Regions from separate parts of the Homo sapiens genome. Here region 1 is linked to region 2. Evidence: chromatin loops called from intact Hi-C (ENCODE). Cell type or tissue: spleen. All regions are shown on one strand. Links, peaks and the distances in the headings refer to the core of each region. The heading gives the core; the rest is flanking DNA. Region 1 has its middle 45 kb from the start of SHOC1. Region 2 has its middle 13 kb from the start of UGCG.

The links. A loop is a pair of places that touch in the nucleus more often than their neighbours do. Peaks named below come from ENCODE experiments on the same cell type or tissue, not always from the same donor. Only the 100,000 strongest peaks of a DNase experiment are listed, where the experiment ranks them.
Region 1: it touches region 2 in a loop (1.9-fold over the local background); 6 of 110 quality-filtered maps call a loop at or near these places.

What each region holds. Positions count from the first base shown.
Region 1 is chr9:111,833,024-111,846,063 of GRCh38, reverse strand. It overlaps the pseudogene RNU6-1013P. Among named protein-coding and RNA genes, the nearest start is that of SHOC1, 45 kb to the right of the region's middle. RefSeq lists an enhancer at 4,898-5,067. In spleen, for the core only: no CTCF peak of the experiment used is centred there; a DNase peak (open chromatin) is centred at 6,593; H3K4me3 peaks cover 789 bases; H3K27ac peaks cover 5,989 bases.
Region 2 is chr9:111,877,539-111,890,578 of GRCh38, reverse strand. No RefSeq gene overlaps it. Among named protein-coding and RNA genes, the nearest start is that of UGCG, 13 kb to the left of the region's middle. RefSeq lists an enhancer at 3,454-4,282. In spleen, for the core only: no CTCF peak of the experiment used is centred there; no DNase peak of the experiment used is centred there.

The DNA of each region.
Region 1 (13,040 bases), core at 2,134-10,133, 45 kb after region 2:
CGCCCAGCTAATTTTTGTATTTTTAGTAGAGACGGGGTTTCACCATGTTGGCCAAGATGGTCTCGATCTCATGACCGCGTGATCCGCCCACCTCAGCCTCCCAAAGTGCTGGAATTACAGGCGTGAGCCACCGCGCCCGGCCCTGTACTGTTTTATAGATGGGAAAGCTGAGACTCTGAGAGGTTAAGCAATTTTTCCAGGGTCATACAGTAAGAGATGGAGCCAAGATTTAAAGAGAGATCTCTTTGATTCTGAATTATGAGTCCTTAGAAAGACAAACTTCACATGTTCTCACTCATTTGTGGGATCTAAAAATCAAAATAATTGAACTCAGGGACATAAAAAGTAAAAGGATGGTTACCAGAGGCTGGGAAAGGTAGTGCAGGGGAGGTGGGGATGGTTAATGGGCATCAAAAAATTTAGGAAAGAATAAATAAGACCTACTATTTGATAGCACAACAAGGTGACTATAGTCAATAATAACTTAACTGTATAATTTAAAATAACAGAGTATATTTGGATTGTCTGTATAATTGGATTGTTTGTAACTCAATGGATAAATGCTTAGGGGATGGAAACCCCATTCTTCATTATAGGCTTATTTCACATTGCATGCCTGTATCAAAACATCTCATGTACCTTAGAAATATATACACCTACTATGTACCCACAAAAATTAAAAATTAAAAAAATTAAATCAATAAAACATAAATTAGGGGTTCTTTTTTATTGCTCTACTTTTTAAGCAGTAAGAGGAAAAACCTTGGGATCAAAGAAAAGGGAAAAGGAAATGACAGATTTGTTAAAAGCCTCAGTAAGTTATTTTCTCTAAGTTCTCTAGTTAAATCTGAAGGCCAATGTTAGGAATGAAGGCAAATTGAGGAGGCAAAAAGGGTGGAAGATTTCCTATTTCTTGCTTTTTTTTTTTTTTTTTTGAGACGGGAATTTCTCTCGTCACCCAGGTTGGAGTACAATGGCACGATTTCGGCTCACTATAACCTCCGCCTCCTGGGTTCAAGCGATTCTCCTGCCTCAAACTTCTGAGTAGCTGGGATTACAGGTGCCAGCCACCACACCCAGCTAATATTTTGTATTTTTAGTAGAGACGGGGTTTCACCGTGTTGGTCAGGCTGGTCTTAAACTCCTGACCTCAAGTGATCCACCCACCTTGGCTTCCCAAAGTGCTGGAATTATAGGCGTGAGCCACCGCGCCTGGCAGAGTTTCCTATTTCTTAAGCACACAGCTTTATAATTTGAGAAGACCAGAGTCTCTTCTCAAGAAACACATTGATGCATTAAAACGTTTTTCTATACCATTTGATATTTTTAGTCCATTATCTATTATAAAATTATTCTCTTATAAATGTGTATTTCACAGTGCCTAGTAAAGGTCACGATTGCTCATCTTTCAGTTTGCACTGAAACTCAGGTGGCATATTTATGATTTCCCCTATTACGTTGTTTAAAGCTCCCTAGAATTTGAGCCACCCCGGTCATCCCCACTTTCAATCAAACTCTCAGATTCTGTTGTAGCCACTGTCCTTTCCCCCATTATCCCAAATGAGAACCACTATCTAGAGCACCTCTGAGGGTCTTTCCAGATCTAACATTCTATAGGTCTACAAATTTCTGGGACAGAAGTGAATGAAATATTAATACCGCATATAAGCAAAGAGGCCTGTGTGTCACGTGGCTGGGACTTGGCGATGCTGAGAGGATGACGGCACAAAGCCCTGAGGGTGGATACATCCTGGGTGTACCCTTTTCCCCTGGGCTCTCAGAGAGCACATGGAAGGCCATGCCCAGGGCATAGCTGAGGAAGCACTGTGTTGGCACCTCACTGCCTTTTTGTCTTTTAGGCATGACTAATCCATAGGGAGGAGACTAAAGGTCTTCTTTTATTCACAATCAGCTTGCTCTGAACCTGTGCTTAGTATACCTTCCTGGTCTCTGGAGACAATGGAAACAGGATAAGCAGGTCAGACAGAAAAACTGCAAATGGTGACTTGGCTTTCCTTTTTCTGGGTCTCACTCACCGTCACCATGGGGCCTACACCACACACACATTTGCCAAACAAGCACACTTGCCACAAACACGTATGCATTGGTCTACCACTGGACAACACACTATGGCTCTATCCGCTACTTGAATACTCTGACCTAACACTCTCATGCACACGTGTGCATTCACGTACACACTTTCTCTGTCACACTTTGTTCAAACATAAACATATAACCTGTCCATACACAAATGACTCTTCAAAAAATATACCCCATCCATAAATAAGCACAAATTTCCCAAAGCTACCTCCCTCCCTCCCTCCCTCCCTCTTGCTCTCTGTCTCTCTCTCTCTTTCACACACACTCTGTTCACTTCTGTACACACTCGTACACACACTACAGCCAATCCTTACTCCCACAATACCCTGTTATATACATTTACAGACTTTGTCCCCACCACTTTATCCATACCTCACATTTAGCTGCCACCAACAGTTTCTTTCATACACAAAAACACAAACGCACTTGTGCTCAGTTCTTTCACACAGACTTATTCCTCTTCTATAAAACTCAAACTTGTCTTACTCAAAACACAGTTTAGAGTAACATAAGATTTCTCCCATGGACATGTAGTCAGTTACCACACTTCCTACCTTCACCCTCATATAAACCCTGACCAATTACACATATATACACTCTGCCCACCATCCTACCCACAACACACACTTGGTTTCCATCAACCATCTTTATTCTTACTGCACATGCATGGATACACTCATGCATGTGTGCACACACACTTGCACACACACACAGTCTGTGACAGCTGCCTCTACTCAGTCTTCACAGGCACGCAACATGCTGAGCTATCATAAACTCCCCACCATAGTCCTGTGGACATCACACATCTTGTCCCCTCCCCACGATACCTTTCTATCTCCCTACCCCCACCTCATACACAGCATATGCTTCTCAAATATGCACAATTACTTCACCTCGAATATCTCTCCCTTTCTCTCACATATTACAACATTAAAAGAATGGTGAGGCTGGGGGTGGTGGCTCACGCTTGTAATCCCAGCACTTTGGGAGGCCAAGGTGGGCGGATCTCTTGAGGTCAGGAGTTCCAGACCAGCCTGGCCAACATGGTGAAACCCCGTCTTTACTAAAAATACAAAAATTAGCTGGGCATGGTGACAGGTCCCTGTAATCCCAGCTACTGTGGAGGCTGAGGCAGGAGAATCGCTTGAACCTGGGAGGCGGAGGTTGCAGTGAGCTGAGACTGTGCCACTGTACTCCAGCCTGGGTGACAGAGTGAGACTCTGCCTCAAAAAAAAAAAAAAAAAAAAAAAAAAAGAATGGTGAGATATATAAGAATTCCAGGGTTATTGGGGGAATGGTTGTGCTTACCTTCATACCTACAAATAGCTTTTTTTCTCTTATGTTGAGGGACTAACACAGGCTGTTCATTAGCAACTGTGTTTTGAGTAACATAAGATTTCTCCCCAGGGACATGTAGTCAGTTACCACACATTTTCAGTGGTTATGCCAGTTCCTTTTGAAAAGGCCAAGGAGAGCCTGGCCACACACAAACACAGAAACATAAATCAAAGATAAACTGAAAAATTAAGGGCTTTTTACTCTCCATTACTAGAAATGACCTCTTTGTCTTTATGCTCTATAAGACTTGAAACAAAAGGGAGTTGGCACATCATTAATGTGTGCGTGCATCTGTTATATGTCCTTGTTCTCAGAAGAGCAGAATTCAGTATCAAGTGCAACTTTTAAGTTGAAAAAATAAAAGTGTGTTTGTGGAGAGGGTGCATTAACGTTCTTGATTCTTAGGTTCGGAAGTAGTTTAACAATTACTTCTCACTGCCCCTAGTCCAGAAATTCTGTTTGTGACAGCAATGCCATAGTGGTGGAAATTAGACCTCCTTCTGAACATTGCCAGGGTAGGAAGATCTTGACTTCTCAACACCACCACTTTGACCTCTGGAGCTAAGAAAAGTTTCCAGATGTTGAAGTCAAAATGATTTCCCTAAGTGTTCACGCTATTGGCCCTGGTCCTTCCCTCTGGAATAAAATAGAACACTCTGTTCTATCTGTTCCAACAAAAAAACCTATAGGGAATATACGCTTTAATTAACTAATTCAATCACCCAACAGACATTTATTGAATTCCACTGTATACCATGCAATACAGTGGCTACCGTAGATATACGGATGAGAAAACCGGTCAACATCTGTATTGCAAAATCTGGTAACAGTTACTTTTCTGGGGGTACTTGGGAATAGAATTATGAAAGAGAACTTGAGTAAATGGGAAGAATTGTTCAGGTAAATTGAGAAAGAGGTATGATTGCTCAATAAACCCAGGATTCATTAGTAATTTCTGCTCTTTTATTGAAGTGGGAACTTGAGAGGGGGCAGAAGCTGCAGGAGCAGAGAATTTGACATCAGATGAGACCGAGAGAGTTTTGGTCCCAAGAAAACTGAAGACATGCCAATGGCCTCCAAGGAGGTTAGATAGTAGGCATCTCCTGTATGTTCAGGGCAGCCCATGATCCATGGGTGCCCATGATGACAGGGTCCCAAGGTAAAATGCAGAACATTCAATTAAATTTTTTTTTTTTGAGATGGAATTTTGCTCTTGTTGCCCAAGCTGGAGTGCAATGGCATGATCTCAGCTCACTGCAACCTCCGCCTCCCAGGTTCAAACATTTCTCCTGACTCAGCCTCCCATGTAGCTGGGATTACAGGTGCCTTCCACCACACCTGGCTAATTTTTTGTATTTTTAGTAGATATGGGGTTTCACCATGTTAGCCAGGCTGGCCTCAAACTCCTGACCTCAGGTGATCCTCCTGCCTCAGCCCCCCAAAGTTCTGGGATTACAGGCGTGAGCCATTGCACCCCACCGAACATTCAATTAAATTTGAATTTAAGCTAGATAAATAATTTTTTACTATAAGTACATGCCATGCAATATATGGAACATATACTAAAAATGCATCCATTGTTTGTCTAAAATTCAAAAGTAATTGTGGATCTTACATTTTAATTAGTTAAATCTGGCAAGCTTACATTTTGCTAATAATAAGTAAGGAAGCCAGGGTTCTCCAGTTTGCATAACAAACTGACCTTTTCAATTGGCTAGAAAACAGATATGAAGTAAATGGAGCCAAAGTGAAGAAGCCAGAGACCTGGAGATCTGAAATGGGTAGAAAGAACAGAAGGAGTGGGTCAGAAATGGGACTAGCAAGTGATGATGGAGCTAGGGCCAGTGACCTAGGGTCTATTCCTAGCATAGCCAGAATCCTACAGATACTACAGTTTGGTTTTGCTGCCAAACAAAATCCATCTCAGATCATGTGCATATCTTAATTTAACATTTTAGGCAGCTACAAATGAAGTGGAAAGGAGCCAAACGCTATGGACTGTCTCTACTGTGCTGACTAATTGCATTTTTGGCTTGGTGCTAGTTCACTTTGGGATTCACCTGTAATCTGAAATTTTATTTTTGCTAACTTTTGGTGTAGCCATCTTGTTTGTTTGCTACCTCATTTTCATAGAAAAACTTCCTTTTGGAAAACTTCAACTGCTCAGAGAAGAAAAGGATGTTTCCTATACCGAGGACTGGCTATATAATTTGTGGGGCTCAGTGCAAAATGAAAATGCCAGACTCTTTATTCAAGAGTTGTTACAGCCAGGCATGGGGGCTTGCATCTGTAATCCCAGCTACACAAGAGGCTGAGGCAGGAGGATCGCTTGAGTCCAGGAATTCAAGACCAGCCTGGGCAACACAGTAAGATCCTTTGTCTCTAAAAAAAATTTTTAAATTGTTAAGAATTTCAAGAAGTTTCAAGAGATCTATTGCACAACATGATGACTATCGTAAACAATAGTGTATTGCATACTTGAAAAATGGCCAAGAGAGTAGATTTGTAGTGTCCTCACCACAAAAAAATTATTAGCATGTGAAGTAATGAATATGTTAATTAGCTTGATTTAACCATTCCATAATGTATACATATATGAAAGCATCATTTTGTACATGATAAATATATATAATTTTTATTTGCCAATTAAAATTACTTTTAACTTTTTAAAAAATTTTATTTTTTATAAATAAAAATATGAAATGCTTCATGAATTTGTGTGTCATGCTTGCTCAGGGACAATGCTAATCTTCTCTGTATTGTTCCAATTTTAGTGTATATGCTGCCAAAGTGAGCACAAAGAAAAGAAAAGAAGAATTTCCAGAAGGAGACATTAAACTGAGTATGGGGTGCTTTTAAGTGCAGGACTCTGTGCAGCAACACAGATCGTACACTCATAAAGTCAACTCTGTGCATACCTCAGTCATGATAGAAAGATAAATCTGTATACTTAGAGAGAGGGACTGTGATGGGAGAAGTTTGGACTCATTTCAGAACTCACAAGGTCAGAAGGACATGGGCAGAGAGGGGAACACATGTAGGAAGGAGATGAGGTCAACTGAAACTATTGCTATAATTCTGAGATCTAGCAGGTTTCCTTTTTTTTGAGAGAGAGTCTCGCTGTGTCGTCCAAGCAGGAGTGCAGTGACGCAATCTCGGCTCACTGTAACTTCAGCACCGTGGGTTCAAGCAATTCTCCTCCCTCAGCCTGCTGAGTAGCTGGGATTACAGGCATGTGCCACGACACCCAGCTAATTTTTGTATTTTTAGTAGAGACGGGGTTTCGCCATGTTGGCCAGCCTGGTCTTGAACTCCTGACCTCAAATGATTCGACAGCCTTGGCCTCCCAAAGTGCTGGGATTACAGGCGTGAGCCACCACACCTGGGCTTTACATCTGATTTAAATTTTGTCTTATTGATTTCATACCAGCATTCCAGCCAATTGAGATCATTTTGGATATAGAGTCTGTAATTTATGATCTTAGCTTTGAGTCACCAGCTGATCTGGTAATTCTGCCATGCATGTCTTCATACACATTTCTGTTAAAACTATCTCACAGGGCAGGGCTAGGGAGAGACTGAATCCTCCACAAGACTTGCATCTGAGTGACGCAAAGACAATAATCCTACCATTTCAGGTGTGGCTCTGTCAAACATAGGAGTGTGTAAGAAGTCATAAAAGGAACCTATCTGACAATCCTTGGGACGTGAATGATCTGAAGAGTTATTTGAAATATTTTTTAGGGAAAATGTTATAAATACAAGTATCACCATTAGAAATATTAAACTACCTAGGGAAACACTGGTAGGCATAAGATATAAATTAAGGAAGAAAACAGGGAGCCAAAAAAAAAAAAAATAGGCAAAGAGGAAGGAAGCAGATCAAAAAGAAGGATAGAAAGATAAGAGAGAGACTCTCATTGACATCAGTTCTAAAAGTCCTGTGTCCTTGTTTTAAGATTTATCATTTCCTGTCCCTGAATGTAAAATGAGGCTAATAGCCAGTCTTTGAAGAGCCTTTTTTGTGAGTACAATAATTGGACTTATGGGCCACATCAAATAAAAGTCAGGATTTCCTGAGACTGATCCAAACTGACTTGGAACTCTTTGAGGTTTCGTTTCTTCTTGACACAGATGGTCATGCTCCCCGATCTTATGAAAAATGGAATTAACACTCTTCTGATTTGAATGAAATACTGCCAGGAAAATCAGCTGAGAATAATCGAGAAATTATTCCTTGACTATTCCTATTAACAACCATTGCCCTTAGCGAATAATAACTACTAAGAAAGAATTGAATGGATGAAAATTTTCCTTTGAGTTTCCTCTTCTCGTATTTGGTTCTGATTAAATGACATAGAATAAGATTTTATTCTTCTCAGCTTTTTAAGAATTCTACCAGAGAAGAGCGTTAAAAATAAGAGCTAATTTTATTGTACGTAAATGTCATCATTAGTAGGGCGGATGAGGACTCTCCTGTATCTGCATTCACACAATTTGCTCAAGTCATGCCACCTATACAATTTCACCATGTGCTCTCAGTTTTCCATGATGTTACTTATAATATCTCTTCTGCTTGGAATGTCCTTTTCCCCTTGCCTGCTTCCCCTAATTCTACTTGTCCTTTAAAGAATGAGTTCAAGCCTCACCTCCATAAACATATTGCCTGATCATCCAGTGGAGTTAAGAAACATAGATATCCCACCTGGGTTTCTGGATGTAGTAACGTTCTCTCTTTCCTCTAAACAGAATATTAAAGGCAGAAACTCAGCTGGGCACGATGGCTCACTACTGTAATCCCAGCACTTTGGGAGGCCGAGGCGGGCGGATCACCTGAGGTCAGGAGTTCAAGACCAGCCTGGCCAACTTGTGATCTCTTTTCACCATCAAGAGATGGTGAAACCCCATCTCTACTAAAAATAAAAATAAAGAAATTAGCCGGGCGTGGTGGCGGGTGCCTGTAGTTCCAGCTACTCAGGAGGCTGAGGCAGGAGAATTGCTTGAACCCGGGAGGTGGAGGTTGCAGTGAGCTGAGATCACGCCACTGCATTCCAGCCTGGGCGACAGACTGAGGCTCTGTCTCAAAACCAAACCAAACCAAAACAAAAATAAATAAATAAAGGCAGAAACTGATTATAGTTCATTACTATATCATTCATACTTAACATAGCACCTGGCATGTTATGAGTGCTCAGGAAATGTTTTGTGTAAAGAGAAGGAAAAGGAAGAAGAGAGGAAAGAAGAAAGGGAAAGAGACAGGAATAGATTATAAAATATTATCCTTTGAAATGGCTTTTATAGTTTAGCGTCTGAAAAAGAGTAGGCAATCTTTAAAAGACTTTTCTAGTCTTATAATTCTCGTCTATCTTTTTATTTGCAGGTTTTCATCTACCTGTATAATGACCCATGATTCAAAGAGAAGACAGATGACCATTTGGCAGAGCTGCATTGCAGTTATTCAGTGAATACCATCCTGATAGTTTAATGAAATCTGATGAATGCCATCCTGATGAATGCCATCCTCATAGTTTAACAAAATCTTCAAGTTTCTGATGAATGTTCAAGTGCGCTTTGCAATGATATTTATAACCAAAGTGTGTTATCATGAAAAAGAGTGTGCTGATCTTGGTAGTTCAAAACAACATAAGATAATTTTTAAAATATACGATGAAAAAATTGAGATTGACAAATCAATTATCCATCAGAGGGAATTTGGAATATAATAACCTTCCAAGGAGTAGTTTCAACCAAAGGCCAAAGGCATGCTAGCCAAGAAATCAGCATTTCTTAGCCTCTCCTGCTCCCTACTCTCATTGTAGCGTGCACTATGTTAGAAGGTGGTGCTCAAAACGGGAGGCGGAAGCATCTTTAGAATAGTTTGCTGTGACTCCCAGAGAAAGAGCAAAGTTATTCTCTAACAAGAGTTTTGGGAATCTTTTTAAAAACATGGCTGCACATTTTCCCTAAATGTTTCTCCAATGGTGTAAAAATATAGGAATTCCTAATGAGGACCTAGAGTGACACTGTCTTTCATTTCCTGTTCAATCATAAGACCAGAGAATTTTTTTCTGGATTCCACATGTGGAGGTTGGGATAAAATTCAGTTGTAACATCTGTGCCTTCAACGTCATGGAAATGCCTTTAAAATAAATGTGTTTATATGCTGAAAACTTAAAGGCCCTTTGGGAAAAACTCCAGGAAAAGAAACAGCCAGGGACACTTCCCCATTCCAGTTAATACCTAAGTACATGCCTTTGATGTCTCAGAGTAAGGAAGACAGTGTATGTCCGGGATTAATCTCTCTCCTAAAGATAACATATGCATTTATAAACTTCCCACCTGACATTTCTGCTGGAATGGCCCATCAAACCCTGTACTTAGAAAAAGTAAAGTCCCAAGACCAGGCACAGTGGCTCACACCTGTAATCCCAGCACTTCGGGAGGCCAAGGCAGGAGGATTACTTGAGCCCAGGAGTTCGAGACCAGCTTGGGCAGCATGACAAAACCCCGTCTACACACACACACACACACACACACACACACACACAAGCCTGGTGTGTTGTCTCACACCTGCAGTCCCAGGTATTCGGGAGGCTGAGGTGGGAAGATCTCCTGAACCCAGGAGATCGAGGCTGCAGTGAGCTGTGATTGTGCCACCACACTCCAGCCTGAATGAGAAAGTAAGACCCTGTCTCAAAAAAAAAGTAAAGTCCCAATTCCAAATTCCCATTCCTAAAAATCATTCACCTTTTCTGGCTTTCTTCCTTCTGTCAATGGTGCTCCTGAAGATATGGTCAAAGAGGGTATTTCCCAGGCCTGGGGAAGGCCCAGTGGGCAGGGGCTTACTTGGGGCAGAAGTTTCTGAGATGCAAGTAGAGACAGAGACACTAATGATACCAGAGAGTTAACTGATGGAATCAGGCCCATGATGAGGTAGACAGGGTAAAATTCAGAGTACAGGTGGCTCTAGTTTTAGATTAGCTTTAGGTAAGAGGATTAGCTTTAGATGAGAGGAAAGAGAAAAAGATATGGACAGATGAAGGTAATTTTGCATACTGGAGTTGAGGAACAGAGACTTAAGGTAATTACTCTTCAATACTTTCTATTTCCTTTGTAAGGTATTAAATGAGATCATCTTATAAGAGGAGGTAGAATGGGATACAGAGGAACTAGGGAGTTGAAAGAGAATGAAGGAGTTCATTGCTATGGGGGAATAGGAGAGAGAAATGACCAGGGATCTGCTTCATGGAAGGTCTAGCTGTTTTTCCAGTTGGGTTAGATGAAGGTTGAGGGGACAAAAAAATAGACAGTTTTGTCAACACAGTAATTGAGTTGAAGAGCCAAGAATTTAGGTTGGATAGGGGAGAGACACATAGGCTGGAAGAAAATGGAAAAATCAAAGGAAGGTCTTGTTAAGATCAAAGAGTAAGTCTAGAAGCAGAAATGAGTGAGAGAAATGGAAAGTTGAAGAGGATAGGATACTAGAATTTAAGTTTCTGGAGGTGGAGTAATTTGAGGCAATCAATGAGATCCAAGATTCATCCAAGAATGGGGGTGACTAAAGTTACATGGAGGTCATAGGGTTGACAAGGTCAAGGAGCTGTTGGATGGGTTATGTACATGGACACTGTGGTCACTCATGGTGATTGTGGGACCCGAGGTGGATCGGGGCCAGTACGATGGTAGTAGGTCAAGGAAGAGGGCTGTGGTTTAATGTGGCAGCCTGAAATTCAACAGAAGAAAAGTTTTTACTTGAGGGCATAGAAGCAAGGGTCTGTAGAAGGCATTGGGATGTAAGATGAATGCTCATCTTATTTCTGGTCCTGTGGTAGATGGAGTATGGAAAGGACTGTGGGGGAAATGTCTACAGGGGAGAACCTGCATCAATTATGTCAGGAAAAAGAGGCTGAAGATACAGAGGACTTCAGGTGTCACAGAATGAATGGTTCAAAAGTGGGAAGCTAGCCAGGTGTGGTGGGTCACACCTGTAATCCCAGCACTTTGGGAGGCTGAGGCTGGCAGATCACCTGAGGTCAGGAGTTCGAGACCTGCCTGGCCAATATGACAAAACCTCATCTCTACTAAAAATACAAAAATTAGCTGGGCATGGGGGTGTGTGCCTGTAATCCCAGCTACCCAGGAGGCTGAGGCAGGAGAATCGCTGGAACCCAGGAGGTGGAGGCTGCAGTGAGCCGAGGTCACGCCACTGAACTACAGCCTCGGCAACAGAGTGAGAGACTCACTCAAAAAAAAAAAAAAAAAAAAAATGGGACTCTGCTCTTAGAAGTGGACAGAGAATATGTGGACCACTTCCTCTAGGGAACTTTTCCCAACCAATCCCGTCTTTATCTATCGCTTATCCTCTACACTGGTAAAAATTAATGTCTTTAAATGCAGAAGCCAAAGGGCATCCCTCAGTATTCAGTTTGCCTGAGTCATTGTAGAATGCAGTCGTCCACGCATCCTAGATTCTGATGAGGTTATGAAACTCCCTGACTTCAGACCTTGTGAATACCCTAGATTTCCTCAGCTGGTCCAGCAAGTTGAAGCTAATCAGGAATGGGCAGTAATTGCATGCTCTGACTGCTAAGAAGGCTTTCTAGTCCTAACACAACCTGATTCTTGCTTTTTTTTTTTTTTTTTTTTGTTTTTTTGGCATGGCAGAGTAAAGCAAAGCCAGAGGAATCCTTATCAACAGGTTCTGTGCTGTACTCTTTCTGAGCATTCAGGCCTTTGGCAACCAGAAGCAAGTATACTCTTAGGATTTAGATATGAGGCCAAAGTTGGGGCAGCCCTTTGGCCTTTTCCTCCAAGAAATCCTCTCCATCAGGTACCCCAAGTCCTGGCAGAGCCAAGTTATCACGGATACAAGTTTCATATACTGCTCACAGCAGCAGACTGAGCTAAAGGCTGTGATGCAGAAGTTCCAGGGGATGGCTGGGTCATGATCATCAAGACAATGATGCAAAGATGGTCAGGAATTCCATCATTCCACCCATTCTGACCTTACTGTGCTCAGGTGGCCCACCTGGCAGGAAGAGAGACGTGGGCTCCCTTACATCATGAAGCAACAGAATAGGCCGGGCACAGTGGCTCACACCTGTAATCCTAGCATTTTGGGAGGCTGAGGCGGGAGGATCACATGAGCTCAGAGGTTCAAGACCAGCCTGGGCAACAGAGTAAGACTTTATCTCTATTAGTTTTAACACATTTTTAAAGAAAAATAAATAAATAGGACGGGTGTGGTGGCTCACAGCTGTAATCCCAGCACTTTGAGAGGTCAAGGCAGGGTGGATCACTTGAGATCAGGAGTTCGAGACCAGCCTGGTCAACATGGTGAAACACTGTCTCTACTAAAAACACCAAAAATTAGCTAGGCATGGTGGCACATGCCTGTAATCCCAGCTACTCAGGAGGCTGAGGCAGGAGAATCACTTGAACACGGGAGGTATAGGTTACAGTGAACTGAGACTGTGCCACGGCACTTCAGCCTGGGAGACAGAGTGAGTGAGACTCTACTTTGAAAATTAAAAAAAAAAAAAAGGAAAAAGAAAAATAGGCCGGGCACGGTGGCTCATGCCTATAATCCCAGCATTTTGGAA
Region 2 (13,040 bases), core at 1,702-9,701:
GAACAAGGGAACATAAATGACATGCTAGGGAAATTATTTAACTATTAACTTGATTTTCACAACAGTCATAAACTGTACAGTAAGACAAAAAGATTAAGTTAAATGCCCAGATGACATTCAATAAGTGACAGCAATGGAGTTTGGACCCGGCTTTGTCAGACTCCAAAGTCAATGCTATTTAAATAAGCAAGTACAGTATTGAGTTAATTTAAACAACATATAGTAGATGTTCAACTCTCAAAATTCAGTTTGCAAAGTAGATTTTGGTCTAGCATTATTTAGTTTAATAACAAATGTAATGTATACATCACCATCTGAGATTTAGGAAAGTCAATTTCACCATCTGAGACTTAGGAAGGTATATCATGTTTTTCTGCTAAGATGCTCTGGGAATTTAAACACCTTGCTCTTTCCTTCCACCATATCATTTGCTTCAGTTAAGAGGAATTTTATGAAACATAATGTCGTTGCAGAACAGTTCATTAAGAGCACAAACAACAAGTGGAAGAATTTAAGGCCAGGCGCGGTGGCCCATGCCTGTAATCCCAGCGCTTTGGGAGGCCAAGGCGGGCGGATCACGAGGTCAGGAGATCGAGACCATCCTGGCTAACACAGTGAAACACCGTCTCTACTAAAAATACAAAAAATTAGCCAGGCGCGGTGGCGGCCGCCTGTAGCCGCAGCTACTGGGGAGGCTGAGGCAGGAGAATGGTGTGAACCCGGGAGGCGGAGCTTGCAGTGAGCCGAGATCACACGACTGCACTCCAGCCTGGGCGACAGAGCGAGACACCGTCTCAAAAAAAAAGGAATTTAAAAGAACAATCTTTTTCAAGTGCTTTTTTTCTCACACAATAATTCAGGAAAATTCCAACAAAATCTGTTTCTTATTGTATCATTTTACAGAATTACCAACAATATAATTAAAACTTGACTTTAACATTTCCTTTTTTTTTTTTTTTTTTTTTTTTTAAGACGGAGTCTGGCTCTGTCGCCCAGGCTGGAGTGCAGTGGCGTAATCTCGGCTCACTGCAAGCTCCGCCTCCCGGGTTCACACCATTCTCCTGCCTCAGCCTCCTGAGTAGCTGGGACTACAGGCGCCCGCCACCACGCCCAGCTAATTTTTTGTATTTTTAGTAGAGACGGGGTTTCACCGTGGTCTCAATCTCCTGACCTCGTGATCCGCCCACCTCGGCCTCCCAAAGTGCTGGGATTACAGGCTTGAGCCACCACGCCCGGCGACTTTAACATTTACTAAGAAACAAAGGTTGTTAAGATAAACTAGACCTCCTGACTTTAGAATCTCTACAAAATACCTTCCCTATCTTAAGAATGCTTTCCTTTAGGTTACAGTATAAACTATTGGCTAAGCCTGAATACTGTGAAAGTCAGACAGGCTGAGTTTGAATTCTGGTCCACCATGTGACCTAAGCAAGTCACTTAACCTCTCTCGCCTCAGTTTTTTTATTTTTATTTTTATTTTGTAGAGAAAGGGTCTTGCTATGTTGCCCAGGCTCGTCTTGAACTCCTGACCTGAAGCAATCCTCCTGCCCTAGCTTCCCAAAGTGCTAGGATTACAAGTGTAAGCCACTGTGCCTAGCCACTTGCTTCAGTTTCTTTGTCTATAAATGGACTGTTGTGAGGACTAAACAAGTTAACATATGTAAAATATTTATAACAATTCCAGGGAGGGAAATGGATATAAAGTTTTATTATTATTCCTTAATTGAGAAAGTACATTCATTTTGTCTCATTTCATCTACATTACTAACTTTTGTTTTCTCTATTTCTCCATTTACTGTTTCAACCCATAAAAAATAAAATTACCTATTAGAAGGATTTATCTTTGGCAAATTATTCCTTGTGACAGAGCATGCAATACTTTACAATTCTTAATTATTACACAAACCAGAGTATATTGTAGATCTCATCTTCTTGCTAATATACCTGGTGTAGTCAATCAGAAACAAATGCAATTAGATGACAATTGTAGGAAATAGGAGACATATAATTGAATAGTAAGGAGCAAACAAAGATATTTTTATTCCATGGGAAAAATAAATCTCAGGCCTTGAAAGAAAATATTCGTTACATGCCAGCATAATATTAGAAAGGTACACAAACTGGCCTTGTGATGTTAAGAAACAGTGATATCAAATAGTCTTTAAACTATTTTTGGTAATTTTTGGTAATAAGTACCTCATAAAATATAATTAAATGCATCAGGATTAACACGAGAGAAAGTTTTCAGAGTCAAGTTTACGTAAATATATTATTTTTTGAAGCTCAGAATTGGCAAAAGGTGTTATAGCATTTACACAAATTGGTACCAAACTAACAACTAATTTGTGAAAAGGATGCATCCTCCCCTAGTCTAGTAATTTTATAGTTTGGAAATCATATCTGATTGTTTTTAGCCTTTTATATCATTGTAGGTATAAATTTGAAGTGTTGTCTAATACCTGAAAAAGCACGAAACAAAGCATTTTGCAATACAAGGAGATAGAAACAACTATTAGGGCCTTCCCTATCACATAAGCTCATGCCTAAATTCAGTTGCCAACCCACCTTAAATATTTTGGGATCCCTCATTAACAGTCATCAACAGTTAATGATGGGAGCCATCATTAACAGTCATTTCCTCTATAATAGAGAACACTGAGCAAAATTATTAAGACTGTTAAGATGATAAAGTAAACAAATTAATGGATTTTCCGTTTAGTTATTTATTTTCCTTTATTCCTCAACAAATATTAAAACATACAAGGTGGCCAGGCATGATGGCTCATGCCGGTAATTTTAGCACTTTGGGAGGCTGAGGTGGGAGGATCACTTGAACGCAGGAGTTTAAGACCATCCTGGGTAACATAGTGAGATCCTGTCTTTTTTTTTTTTTGTAGTAAAAAACAATATATATATGCACACACACACATATCTATACATACATGTATATGCATGCACACAAGGCATACACACATGCACACACATATACACATGTACACACATGCATGTACATGCACATACATGCACACATGCATGCACACGTGTGTACACAGGTGTGCATGCGTGTATGCATGCATATATGCACATGCACGTGTGCACGCACATATGCACATACGTATACATACATGTATGCACATACGTATACGTGCATGTGTGCACATACGTATGCGTGCATGTGTGCACATACGTGTGCGTGCATGTGTGCACATACGTGTGCGTGCATGTGTGCACACATGTATACATGAGGTTGGGCACGGTGGCTCATGCGTGTAATCCCAGCACTTTGGGAGGCTGAATCTGGCAGGTTGCATGGGCCCAGGAATTAGAGACCAGGGTGAGCAACATAGTGAAACTCCATCTCTACAAAATATGCAAAACAGCCTGCACCTGTAGTCCCAGATACTCGGGAGGCTGAGGCAGAGATTGCAGTAAGCCGAGATCACGCCACTGCACCCCAGCCTGGGCGACAGAGTGAGATTCTGTCTCAAAATAATAAAATAATAATACAATAAAATATGTGATGTTCCAGGTACACAGTGTTCTCATGCTTTGGATACAAAGTGAAAAATAACATAATCTTTTTTTCCCCCTGGAGAAGTTCAAGTTCAGCTGAGGAAGAGAAATGCAAAAATGTATCATTGTAATGCAATGAGTGTTGATATAGAGGTATGAGAAAAATTGGGAGTTGGGAGTGATTACTTTTATTCCAGAAAATCTAGAAAGACTTCATGGAGAAGGTCATCTGGGTCCTGAAGAAAGACTAAGACATTGCCAAGAGTGAGGAAAGTGCAGCTGGGCACCTATAACCCCAGCATTTTGGGAGGCCGAAGGGGGCAGGTCACTTGAGGCCAGGAGTTCAAGGCCGGGAGTTCAAGACCAGCCTGGCCAACAGGGCAAAAACCCGTCTCTACTAAAAATACAAAAATTAGCTGGGCATAATGGCAAGAGCCTGTAATCCCAGCTACTCGGGAGGCTGAGTCAGGAGAATCACTTGAGCCCAGGAGGCGGAGGTTGCAGTGAGCCGAGATCGCGCCATTGCACTCCAGCCTGGGTGACAGAGCTAGACTCCATCTCAAACAAACAAACAAACAAACAAAACTTGGATGGCCTTGAGAAACAGTTGACCTGGGTTAACTAATAAATTCATTGATCTGTAACTGAAAATCCAGTTATGGGGAGTATGACGTATGAATGACCATCTAAAGCAGGACTCGTTTGAGAAAGGAGACACTATTAACAATCAGGCTAGGAGAAACTGAGGCAGTCACAGAGTCACACCCTATATAAAGCAAACAAGAGTCAGGCACAGTTAAAAAATGGAGTTCTTGCTCCATTTTTCTGAGATAGTCTTGGCTCGCCCCTCCTCTATGTGTCAGTATTTTACTTTACTTTACTTTACTTTTACTTTATTTTATTTTATTTATTTTTGAGAGAGAGTGTCATTCTGTCTTCCAGCCTGGAGTGCAGTGGCAAGATCTTGGCTCACCGCAACCTCTGCCTCCTGGGTTCAGTGATTCTCGTGCTTCAAGCCCCTCGAGTAGCTGGGATTACAGGCGTGTGCCACCACACCCAGCTAATTTTTGTATTTTTAGTAGATACAGGGTTTCACCGTGTTCACCAGGGTGGTCTCAAACTCCTGACCTCAAGTGATCTACCTGCCTTGGCTTCCCAAAGTGCCAAACTTTGCTTCCCAAAGCAGTTTTGTCTTTAAGCTGACCTCGCTCATGGTTGTAAGACAGCTGCCAACAATTATCAGTACTTCACATCCAGGAAGAGAGAGCAAGTGTTAGTTGTGACCTAACAAAAATCTTAAGCCTTTTCATTTTTCTAATGGTTACCCTTGAATACCATTTGTTAGGCTATGGCAAGGCAGACTAGAATAGTCAAATTAGAATTTATTGAAGCTGGTAGTAAGGATAATCCCATCCAAACTGCAAGGTGACTATGTAATGAATGGGGGAGGAATAGAATTGGAAAGATAACCACGATAGCCACCACACTGAGTTTTTCCAAAATGGAAAATTTCTAGGAAGTCTTAAATATGAAAGATTCCCGGTTAGCTCTTCCAGCTTGTTCGTTTTCTAAATAATAGCTTTATTAAGATATAGTCACACACCGTAACATTCACTCCTTTAAAGCATACCACTCAGTGATTTTTAGTATCTTCACAGAGTTGTGCAACCATCACTGCCCAACTTTAGAACATTTTCTCACTGCAAAAAGAAACTCCATACCCATTAGCAGTCATTCCCCATTTCCCCTCCCCCCAGCTCCTGGTAACTACTAATTTAATTTTTTTCTATATAGATTTGCCTATCTTGACTATTTCATAAAAATAGAATTGATGGGCCAGGCACGGTGGCTCATGCCTGTAATCCCAGCACTTTGGGAGGCCGAGGCAGGCGAATCACCTGAGATTGGGAATTCGAGACCAGCCTGACCAACATGGAGAAACCCCATCTCTAGTAAAAATACAAAATTAGCCGGGCATGGTGGCACATGCCTGTAATCCCAGCTACTCGGGAGGCTGAGGCAGAAGAATTGATTGAACCCAGGAGGCGGAGGTTGCAGTGAGCCAAGATCACGCCATTGCACTCCAGCCTGCGCAACAAGAATGAAACTCTGTCTCAAAAAAAAAAAAAAAAAAAGAATTAACATATTATGCAGACTTTTATGACTACCTTCTTTCACAGCATGATATTTTCAAGGTTTATTCATGTCACAGTACATATCAGTACTTCATTTCTTTTTATAGCCAAATAATATTCCATTTTATGGATATTGTTTCTCCATTCATTAATCGAGTTGGATTTGGGTTGTTTCCATGTTTTGGCTATTATGAATAAAGCTGTTATGAATATTCATTTACAGGTTTTTGTATAGGCACATATTTTTTATTTCTCTTGGGTATATACCTAAGAGTGCTGAGTTGTATGGTAACTTTATGTTTAACTTTTGGAGTTACCGCCAGACTCTTCTAAAGTGACTGTACCATTTTACAATCCCACCAGCAATATATGCAAGTTCCCATTTCTCCACATCCTTACCAAAATTTGTCATAACTGTCTTAGTAAGTGTGAAGTGATTTCTCATTGTGGTATTGATTCGTATTTCCTTAATGGCTAATGATGTTGAGCATATTTTAATGTTCTTATTGACCATTTGTATATATTCTCTGAAGGAATATCTATTAAAATCCTTCTGATTTTTAAAATTGTGGTTTTATCTTTTTATTATTTAGTTGTAAGAGTACTTTATGGGCTGCTCATGGTGGCTCATGCCTGTAATCCCAGCACTTTGGGAAGCCGAGGCAGGTGGATCACTTTAGCCCAGGAGTTCGAGTCCAGCCTCCCACATGGTAAAACTCCATCTCTACAGAAAATACAAAAATTAGCTGGGTGAGATGGTGCACACCTGGAGTCCCAGGTACTCAGGAGGCTGAGGTGTGAGGATCACTTGAGCCTAGGAAGTCAAAGCTCAAGTGAGCCATGAGTGTGCTATTGCACTCCAGGCTGGATAACGGACAGCACAAGACTCTGTCTCAAACAAAAACAAAAACAAAAAACAAGCCAAGAGTGTTTTATGTATTCTAGGTACAAGTTGCTTATCAGGTATATGATTAGCAATTACTGCTCCTCATTCTGTGGATTTTCTTTTCCCTTCCTTGATGGTGTCATTTGAAGCACAATTTTTTTTTTTTTAGATGGAGTTTTGCTTTTGTTGCCCAGGCTGGAATGCAGTGGCGGGATCTTGGCTCACGGCAACTTGCACCTCCTGGGTTCAAGTGAGTCTCCTGCCTCAGCCTCCCAAGTAGCTGGGATTACAGGCATGCACCACCACGCCCAGCTAATTTTGTATCTTTAGTAGAGACAGGGTTCCTCCATGTTGGTCAGGCTGGTCTCGAACTCCCAACCTCAGGTGATCCGCCCACCTCGGCCTCCCAAAGTAAAGCATAAAATTTTGTATTTCGATGGTCCGATTTATCTATTTTTTGTTTTGTCACTTGTTTTTTGGAATCATGTCAAACATACCACTGGCTAACTCAGGTCACAAGGTTTATGCCCATGTTTTCTTCTAAGAATTGTACAGTTTTAGCTCCTGTATTTAAGTCGTTGATCCAGTTTGATTTAAGTTTTGTATATCATGTAAGATAGGCGTCTATCTTCATTCTTTTGCACGTGAATATCCTGTTGTCCTAGCACCACTTATTGAAAAGAGGATTCTTTTGACAATGGTGCTGAGAACATTGAATGATGTCAACATCATTGTCAAAAATTGACTACAGACGTATAGATTTATTTCTGGACTCTCATTCATTCATCTGCATGTCTATCCTTATGTCAGTACCACATGGTCTTGATTATTGTCAATTTGTAGTAACTTTGTAACTTTGAAACTGGGAAGCGTGAGAACTTTGTTCTTTTTCAAGATTGTTTTTGATTTTTCTGTGTCTTTTTTTTTTTTTTTCCTAAGGCAGAGTCTCGCTCTTACCCAGACTGGAGTGCAGTGGTGCAATCTCAGCTCACGCAACCTCTGCCTCCCAGGTTCAAGCGATTCTCCTGCCTCAGCCTCCTGAGTAGCTAGAATTACAGGCATGCGCCACCATGACCGGCTAATTTTTGTATTTTTAGTAGAGACAGGGTTGGTCAGTCTGGTCTTGAACCCCTGACCTCGTGATCAGTCTGCCTTGGGCTCTCAAAGTGCTGGGATTACAGGCGTGAGCCACCATGCCCAGCCCATCTGTGTCTCTTGAGTTTCAATGTGAATTTCATGGTCAGCTTGTTAATTTCTGAAAAAGAAAAGCTGAGATTTTGATAGAGGTTGCATTAAATCGGTAGATCAATTTGGATGCTATTGCCACCTTTTTTTTTTTTGAGACAGAGTCTCACTCTGTCGCCCAGGCTGGAGTGCAGTGGTGCGATCTCAGCTCACTGCAGCCTCTGCCTCCCAGGTTCAAGCAATTCCCCTGCCTCAGCATCCCAAGTAGCTGGGACTACAGGAACCCACCACCATGCCCAGCTAATTTTTGTATTTGTAGTAGAGACGGTGTTTCACAATGTCGGCCAGGCTAGTCTCAAACTCTTGACCTCAAATGATCTGCCCACCTTAGTCTCCCAATGTGCTGGGATTACAGGTGTGAGCCACCACACCCGGCAGGTATTACCATCTTAATAAGCCTTCTGACCCATGAACATGGGATGGCTTCCCATATATTTATGTCTTTAATTTCAGTTAGCAATGCTTTCTAGTTTTCAGTGTACGGGTCTTGAAGTTCTTTTCTTAAATTTATTTCCAGGTATTTTATTCTCTTTCATGCTGTTGCATGCTTTTGTTTGTTTTTGTTTTTGAGAGCAGAGTCTCATTCTGTCACCAAGGCTGGAGTGCAGTGGTGTGACCATGACTCACTGCAGCCTCAATTTCCCTGGCTCAAGTGATTCTCCTGCCTTAGCCTGCCAAGTAGCAGGCACTACAGGTGTGCACCACTGTGTTTGGCTAATTTTTTTTAATTTTTTTTAGGGATGGGTCTTGCTGTGTTGCCTAGGCTGGTCTTGAACTCCTGGACTCAAGCAATCTCCTCACCTTGGCTTCCCAAAGTAATGGGATTACATGCATGAGCCACTGCACCTGGCCTCTTTGATGTTATTGTAAATTAAATTATCTTCTTAATTTTACCTTTGGATTGTTCATTGCAAATGTATAGAAATACAATTGAATTTTGTATATTGATCTTGTATCTTACAGCCTTGCTGACTTGCTTATTCCAATAGCTTGTGTGTGTGTGTGTGTGTGTGTGTGTGTGTGTGTGTGTGTATTCATTAAGATTTTCTGTGTATAAGATCATGTTATCTTTAAATATAAGTATTTTTACTTCTCTCCTTCCAATCTGGGTGTTTTTATTTATTTTCCTTACCCAATTGCCCCCAGCTAGAACTTCCAGTATAATGTAAATAGAAGTGGTAAGAGCAGACATCATTGACCTGTTCCCACTTATAAGGGGGAAAGCTTTCAATCTTTCACCATTAATTATGTTGTTGGCTATGCGTTTTTCATAGATGCCCCTTATCAGGTTGAGGAAGTTCCCTTATATTCCTCAATTGTTGAGTGTTTTTATCATAAAAGGGTGTTGAATTTTGTCACAAGATTTTTCTGTGTCTATTGAGATGATCATACAGTTTCTTATTCTACTAATACAGTGTATTATATTGCTTGATTTTCAGAAGCTAAACCAACCTTGCATTCCTGGAACAAATCCCACCTGGTCATATTGTATAATTCTTTTTATATGTTGCTGGATTCAGTTTGCTAATATTCATTGAAGATTTTTGCGCCTATATTTATAAGAGATGTTGGTCTATAATTTTATTTTCTTGCAATGTCTTCAGTTTTGGTATCAGGGTAATACTAGCTTTATAGAATAGTTGAGAAATGTTCCCTTTTCTTCTATTTTTTAGAAAGTTTTTGAAGAATTTGTATTAATTCTTCTATTTTTAAATGCTTGGTAGAATTCAATATGGAAGGCATCTGGGCTTGGGCTTTTCTTTTGGGTAAATTTCTTTTTTAATACTATTTCAATGTCTTGACTTATTATAGGTCTATTCAGATATTCTCTTTCTTCTTGAACCAGTTTCAGTAGTTTGTGTCTTTCTAGGAAGCGATCCATTTCACGGAAGTTATCTAATTTGTGGACAAACAGTTGTCGTAGTATCCCATTGTAATTCCTTTTATTTCCATTTGGTCATAAAGTTTCCTCTTTCATTGCTGATTTTAGTAATTTTATTCTTCTCTTTTTTTCTTTTGGTCAGTCTAACTAAATATTTATCTTGTTGATATTTTCAAAGAACAAACTTTTGGTTACATTGATTTTCTGTATTGTTTTTCTCTTTTCTATTTCATTTATTTCTACTTTAATTTTTATTATTTTCCTACTGCTGCTTATGCTGAGCTTAGCTTGCTCTTTTGCTCCAGTTTTTTAAGGTGGAAGTTTAATTTATTCATTTGATATTTTTTCTTCTTTAAAATATAGGCGTTTATAGCTATAAACTTCTTTCTGCACTGATTTAACTATATACCATGAATTTTGGTAAACTGTAGTTTTGTTTCCATCTACTTCAAAGTATGGAAATAGGGCACATGGAAATTCCACAAAGCTCACTGTTTTTACCTAGATGCAACCATTTTTCTTTTTCTTTTTCTTTTCTTTTCTTTTTTTTTTTTGAGATGGAGTCTCACTCTGTCACCCAAGCTGGAGTGCAATGGCATGACCTTGGCTCACTGCAACCTCTGCCTCCCGGGTTCAATCGATTCTCCTGCCTCACCCTCCCAAGTAGCTGGGGTTACAGGTGCCCGCCATCATGCCCAGCTAATTTTTGTATTTTTAGTAGAGATGGGGTTTCACCATATTGGTCAGGCTGGTCTCAAACTCCTGACCTCAGGTGATCCACCCTCCTTGGCCTCCCAAAGTACTGGGACTATAGGTGTGAGCCACTGTGCCCAGCCTCAACCATTTTTCTTGAATAAAAGCTTCTCAGATAGTTGTAGATCTTTTGTTAATTTCCAGAGTTCTGAGAAAAGTTAATTTTGACAATTTTTGCAAAGTGTTCACATTGCTTATATGGAGGAGAGGATTTTCAGAATTTCTTCATCTGCCATTCATTCTCAAGTGCTGCCTTCCAGCTTTTGCTTGCCATAAAGTGTTTTTATCCTCCCTAGAATTCACTGGCAGTTGTGTTAAACTAGGCATAAGGTGGGGACAAATTGTAGATAAAGAGAGTTGAAAATGGTTAAAATAAAAATGGTTCAAAATGATTAGTCATCCATTGATAAGAAATGAGGACAAGCTTTTTCCTTGAGACACCTGAGTTTTTTAAAGTCCTTGGAAGCCATCATCAATTAAGTTTAAAATCTGCTCTGTTTATTTTTAGTTTTGTCAGCCCTTTAGTCTCACCATTTCCACACTGAGGATGAATGGGCCTTTGGAAAGTTATCCTAAGGGTTAAAAATAATGGCGATGATGATTTTCTACTTGTTCGAAGCCACTATGCTAAGGGAAGAGGAACTAGTTCTTATATGACCTAGGATGCTACTCCTTTGGTACATTAGTGATTTCCACCAAATTTATTCTATATGCAAGCATTAAGCATAATTAATACATTTGTTGAGCAATTTTCCAGTTAGATTACCTATTTATAGAGCTTTGTTCCAAGGGAGGCAAACGTCTCATTCCTCACAGCTAGAAGCGGGGCCCTGTTGGAACCATCATTAGTCTTAGTATTTACTCCCCAGTAATTTGTTAACTTTACAATAGGGTAGATCAAATACATAAAAATTCAAATGAACTGTATGACCACTTGACCGGGCAGTGCAAGAGGAGGAGGATTACAAATAATTCATAGAGTCAGCAGTTAGAGTTTTTTGGATACCTTAGTGACAACAGAGCCATATTAATGAAGCATAGGGGAGTTAATAATTTATCCAAGGTCAAATGGCTAGTAAGTGGACCTAAACCCTTCCTTTTTGGAACCTGGAAAGTGAGAGTAGAAAGGAAAGTCTTATCTCAATAATTTGCCGTAGTACTGAGACTGAGACAACTTTAGAATTCACTTTGGCTCCTCAATCCTCATTACCACTGCTCTAGGCCAGAGACTCTCAAACTTTATTGTGTATGTGAATCAGTTGGGAATCTTGTCAAAATGTAGATTCTAATTCAGTGGGTCTGGGGTGGAGCCTGATATTCCACATTTTTAATAAGCACCCAGGCAATGCCCATGCTGGTGTACAGATCTCACTTTGAGTGCCAAGGCTCTGGCCATCACAGCATCCATATCTGGATTAGCAGCAATATCTTTCCTTTTTTTTTTTTTTTTTTTTTTTGAGATGGAGTCTTGCTCTGTCACCAGGCTGGAGTGCAGTGGTGTGATCTCGGCTCACTGCAACCTCCACCTCCCGGGTTCAAGCGATTCCCCTGCCTCAGCCTCCCGAGTAGCTGGGACTACAGGCGCACACCACCATGCCTGGCTAATTTTTTGTGTTTTAGTAGAGACGGGGTTTCATCATGTTGGCCATAATGGTCTCAATCTCCTGACCTCATGATCCACCCACCTCAGCCTCCCAAAGTGCTGGGATTACAGGCGTGAGCCACTGCTCCCGGCCAGCAGCAATATCTTTCTAAATGTTCTTACTGCCCTCCAGGCAGGTAGCAGAATTTTGCAAGAACTTTTTCTGTTTGTTTTTTTACTTTCTCAGAGTTGTCACCAGTGCTCCACTTATTCCTACACTAGTACATATTCTTTATCCCTCCATCCTTCATCCCTCCTGTAGCTATGGCACCTTAGCATTCCAAAAAGGCAGAATTTAGGCTGGGCATGGTGGCTCATGCCTATAATCCCAGCACTTTGGGAGGCTGAGGTGGGTGGATCAGTTCAGGTCAGGAGCTCAAGACCAGCCTGGCCAACATGGTGAAATCCTGTCTCTACCAAAAATATAAACGTTAGCCAGGCATGATGGCACGTGCCTGTAATCTCAGCTACTTGGGAAGCTGAGGCAGGAGAATCACTTGAAACTGGGAGGCTGAGGCAGGTGAATCACTTGAAACCAGGAGGCAGCAGTTGCAGTGAGCCTAGATCGTGCCACTGCACTCCAGCCTGGGTGACAAAATGAGACTCTGTCTCAAAAAAAAAAAAAAAGAAAGATAGAACTTTATATTTTTATGTTAACTCGAGATATTTTATTGACCACTTAGCCTATGTGGTGCAATTGGAAGCAGGCTACGTCCTAACTTAAGACCAACTAAAAAAGGTAAACATTCACTAGCATTTATAAGCTCCTATCTTACAGTGCCTTTCCTAATCTCTTCTCACTTTTATGCCCTTCCATCACCTTGGCCAATTTATCTGGTACATGGGTCTTGATTTACTCTATGATTTATATCATTAACTAGCCTTTGCTAGGTACACACATTTATCAGTAGAACTGATTCCTGTCAGAAGGCTATAAAATGTGCATGCAAGAAAGAGGTAGGAAATAACCTAATATTCTAAAGA